2 separate regions of the Homo sapiens genome follow, and region 2 is linked to region 1. The links are chromatin loops, found by intact Hi-C in ENCODE. Cell type or tissue: endothelial cell of umbilical vein. All regions are shown on one strand.

Region 1 (2,500 bases):
GTTGCCAAGTGTTGGTGAATACATAAAGAAAAGTAGTGTTCTTCCACATAACTGGGTTTTTAAATATATACCTTATATACATTATAGGAGTGGTTCTCAACAGGAGCAATTTTTCCACCCAAGGAACATCTGGCAGTGACTAGAGACATTTTTGGTCATCATAACTTGAGCATTGGGAGAGGGTGCATGCTATGAGCATTGGGAGAGGGTGCATGCTATGAGCATCTAATGGGTAGAAGCCAGGGACGCTACGTGTTCCACAACACACAGCACAGCTACTCACACCAAAGAGCTATATGACCTAAAATGACTAAAATGCCGAGCTTGAGAAATCCTTCACTATACAGCATAGATAGCTATAATGCAAAAATTCAAAGAGGTAAATCAGCAAATTAGAAAATCTGGCTGGGTGCAGTGGCTTACGCCTGTAATCCCAACACTTTGGGAGGCCGAAGCAGGCAGACTGCTTGAGCCTAGTAGTTCAAGACCAGCCTGGGCAACATGGCGAAACCCCATCTCTACAAAAAATACAAAAAAATTAGCCAGGTGTGGTGGCAAGCGCCTATAGTTCCAGCTACTCAGGAGGCTGAAGTGGGAAGATCACTTCGGCCCAGGAAATCGAGGTTGCCCAGGAACGGTGATTGCACCACTGTACTTCAGCATGGGTGGCAGAGGGAGACCCTGTTTAAAAAAAAAAAAAAAAAAAAAAAAAAAAAAAAAGCTAAAGACTTTAGCCCATAAAACAAGAAAAAATTTAAAGTAATAAAGCAAATGAAACATTTAGAAACCCTTTAATTTTCCTCTTCAAATATTATACAGGGTAAAGCTTTAAAAATATGTATGTGTAATTAAAATATGCAATGCTATCTTTTTAGTGGAGGAGAGGAAATTTTTAGTGGGGCAGAGGAATCAATCAATAAGGAATTTTATGAATAAATTGTGATAAAACTATACTATTAAAAAAATTAGCCATTAAAAGTAGCGATTTTGAGCTAAATGTACTGATTTGGAGAGATGCCAATAAAATAATGCCAGGGAAGTCAAGTTACAAGATTCTGTACCCAGAACGAGTCCACTTTTGTAAAAATTAGAAAAACAAATTTCTCTAGATACATATCTTATTTGCATGGGTTGGGGAAGGATTGTTGATATAAACCAAACTCTTAATATTGATTTCTTTAGAAGAGTAGGATTAGGGATGGTGAGTAGGGAAATTAACCACATTTTATCTATACACTATCGTTATTCTTTTGGAATTTAAAAAAAAAATCATATAATGAAAGCTTGAGCTTAAGAAGGGAGGGAAGGAAAAAGCAAGGAGATGAGAGAGGAAAGAAAAAAAGGGCATCACTGTAACAGCACATAGGAAAACTTGAATCTGTTGTTCCTATTTTTACCAGTGAGTGCTGCTGTTGACCAATTTAATGGATAAAAGCAGTGAAATAAAATTGAAGAAAGCAACTCCAAACATCTGGCCCTTTGCTCACTATCAGACCCTTTCAGCTAGCAACACAGTTTAGTTCAGTTGGCTTTGTTTTGTTTCGTTTCTCTGATCCACTACTCATCTTTGAAAATTCTGCATCAGATAGTGATGGAATCAACTAGTCATATCTCTTTTCAAAAACAGAGGCAGCAACTGTGCTAGATGACAGCTTCACTTCTGGCAAGTACAGATGAGGATTCAGCACATCCGTCTCTACTTCAAGGAGCAACTCTCAGGGCACAGCAACTTAATTATCCAAGTCTCATTCCCAGAAAGTTCCCCGAATACCTCTGCTCCACCAGTCTTGGAAACTAAGGCCTCCTCTACTGTTGTTCACTATTATTCAAAGCATGAAACTGCATTTTCCAAGTTCTACTGCACCAATGAAATAGACCCAGCATGAAACATATAGGCAGTTCTAATAATGCCTCTTGCATACACACTTAAATGCACACACAGGGATGTCATGCAGTGCATAGCTTTGAAAAACGCACAACTGCTGCATTCCAGTATTTTGCCTCTACTTGCCATTAGATGCCACCAGCCCTATCTTGAAAAACAACAGAATAATAAGATTTAAAAGAGAAAAAACTGTGCCAGTTTGAACTTTCAAATACCCAAGGTTTTTATATTTTGCATAAGTAGCCATTCTTCTTAACTTGCCATGAAGAGGTCTTGAGCCTCTTGGGTCTCTAGATTCCTTTCTATTGACAGGCATTTTCTTACAACTTGCACATAAAGAATTGCAAAACATGGTTGTTTTTGCTTGCAAAATAATGATTTGTTACCATACTATTAATCCAGTACTAGTAAAATGAACTCAGGAACATGTATTTGTCTTTTCTCTGTTATGACACTCAAACCACCACCACCACCACCACGCTGTTAAGAAGAAAACAACTTGGAGAGCTCTTCAGCGATCATGGAGTTTTCTTTCATCCCAGACTTGAATCACAGTTGCGGAGGCCGGATTTCACAATCCCCCTCAGGGACTGCAAGTGCTGGCGCCAATCACAG
Region 2 (2,500 bases), 340 kb after region 1:
CTCTAAATAGGTATAAGACAAGACTAATGTCTAGTTTCTCTCTGTTTCATCAGTCTCTGCCCAAGTGTCACTTTTTCTATTAGAGATCCAATGTGTATTTGATAATGATTCTTTCATTCACTTGACAAATATGTGTTGAACTCATACTCTGTGCCAGGCTTCCCTGGGAACTTAATAAACTTTAACTCAATACCTAGCATAATCCTGACAGGGTAGAAATTATTAGCTTTGTTTCACAGATAAGGAAATTGGGGTAGAAAGTCTAAATGACTTGCTCAAGGTCACCCACTCGGTAAGTGGCAAGAAAAGATTTCGCTTTTGACCAGCTCCAAATCACATGCCCTTTCTACTTAAGCATGCCAATCCTGTTGATCCTTCACCTCTGCCCAGTTGCTTCCTCAATACTGTCTTCTTCTTTGTATATACACACTTATTACAATGCTTGTTAATAGTCCAGCTTTCCCAGTAGACTTCATGTGAGGACATAAACTATTTCTCTTCCGATCACTGTTGCATCCCTAGTGCTTTGCACATGGCTGGCACTTAGTAAATAATCTGGTGAACATATGAAGGAATAAATGATGATGCTTCTTCCTCCTACCATTATAAAGTTCGTGTTGAATTCCATTTTCCTGGAGAGGAACAACTCAGTGTCTCAACAATATTGTAAACATTTGTTTTGTATTTTATTTATTTAGAGCTCCATTATGCAAAGAAGAAATCCATTTATGTGAGAGTCTGGGAAAGAAATCTCTCCTTCCCTGCTTGTCTCTCTTTCTGCACAGTATGTTATCTCAGACCAACATGACACCACCAGCCACCTGTCTTTTGTCAAAAGAGAATATGCATCCTCATAACAGCTGTGTGCTGGCTGTTGCCAGGGCCTTAGTACAGAGCTGGGACTGGTGTTTTTTTAAATTATCTTGGCATAATTTTTTCATTATGGAAGTGATCTGAATAGGTTGTAACATGCCAGGACCACCTAGTGGTTATAAGAAGTAAACCATCTTACCCACCAGAGAAGAAAGGCATCTTGGCATGAGAGGATTGCTGAGCTACAAACCATAAGGAATGGTTGCTAGTCTCAGCTTTGCCATGTTCTGTCTCTGCACTTGTGGGTGGATAAGCCATGATACCTCATTGCTGTAAACCTTATTTTTCATACCTATAAAGAGAAGACATTAAAATAGACCAGGGAGGACAGCACCATGGCCTGTGTACCACCGTGCTGTTTCCACCTTCCACTGCAGACATTGCTGATCAATCACAATATATTCTTCCACTGATCCAGGCTACAGCTTCATAAACCTTATCACAGCACTTCCTACAGCTATCATCCATCAGTCACTGATCATTGCCAGGCCAACAGTTCTTTCTGGAGTCTCACAAATGTAGGTAGTGGTTTATTGTTTGTTTGTTTGTTTTGGTGCAGGATAGGAAGAAAAGAGATCGCAGCAGGACAGTTTTTATTCTCAAAAACCATCCCTACTTTACTTGGAAATCACCACCCTGGCTATGATAAAATCACACATCATCCTCTGATATTACCCTGATGTGGAAAGGTCCCTGGGGCCCTGCTGGTTCCTGGAAGCACTGAGAAGCAGAGGCTCGGAGTGGAAGGAGGGAGCCACATTCTTTCTGAAGCTCTGCTAGAAGTCATCATTAGGATATGGCCGCAGCCTTGTACATAATCTAAAACTCGAGATATTAGCTGGGTTGTGGGAATTTCTTCTTATTAGTCAGAGCCCCAGTGTGTGGCTCTTCAGATAACTGTTTAAATTTGGACTTTTCTGGGAAAGTTTAGTTTAGTGGGAAGGCCATCAGAAAATGACTTTTCATGGCAAATGTACCATCAGATGGAAAAAGGCCACAGAACTGGCTTACATTTTTTGTTGTTGTTGTTTTGTTGTTGGGGTTTTGTTGTTGTTGTTGTTGTTTTGGAGGTGGAGTTTCACTCTTGTCGCCCAAGCTGGAGTGCAATGGCACAATCTTGGCTCACTGCAACTTCCGCCTCCTGGGTTCAAGCGATTCTCCTGCCTCAGCCTCCCGAGTAACTGGGATTATAGGCACGTACAACCATGCCCAGCTAATTTTTTGTATTTTCAGTAGAGACGGGGTTTCCCCATGTTGGACAGGCTCGTCTTGAACTCCTGACCTCAGGTGATCTGCCTGCCTTGGCCGCCCAAAGTGCTGGGATTAGTGGTGTGAGCCACCACCCCCAGCCTATTTTGTTTTTTTTTGAGACAGCGTCTCACTCTGTCACCCAGGCTGGAATGAACCTGAGCTCAAGCGATCCTCCCACCTCAGTCTCCCAAGTAGCTGAAACTACAGGCCCATGCCATGATGCCTGGCTAATTCTTTTCAGGCTGATCTATAATTCCTGGGTTCAAGTGATCCTCCTGCCTGGGCCTCCCAAAGTGCTGGGATTACAGGCAAGAGCCACGACATTTGGCCTGAAGTGGTTTACTTTTTTAAAGCATAAAAACGTGAACATAAATAA

The links. Peaks named below come from ENCODE experiments on the same cell type or tissue, not always from the same donor. Only the 100,000 strongest peaks of a DNase experiment are listed, where the experiment ranks them.
Region 2: it touches region 1 in a loop (2.9-fold over the local background); 2 of 110 quality-filtered maps call a loop at or near these places.

What each region holds. Positions count from the first base shown.
Region 1 is chr3:69,791,219-69,793,718 of GRCh38, reverse strand. All of the region lies in intron 1 of MITF (melanocyte inducing transcription factor), which reads right to left. Among named protein-coding and RNA genes, the nearest start is that of MITF, 53 kb to the right of the region's middle. In endothelial cell of umbilical vein, a CTCF peak has its summit at 1,420; a DNase peak (open chromatin) is centred at 1,498; H3K27ac peaks cover 227 bases.
Region 2 is chr3:69,450,195-69,452,694 of GRCh38, reverse strand. It overlaps a transcript of FRMD4B not described here. Among named protein-coding and RNA genes, the nearest start is that of FRMD4B, 65 kb to the right of the region's middle. In endothelial cell of umbilical vein, a CTCF peak has its summit at 1,003 (motif pointing left); no DNase peak of the experiment used is centred here.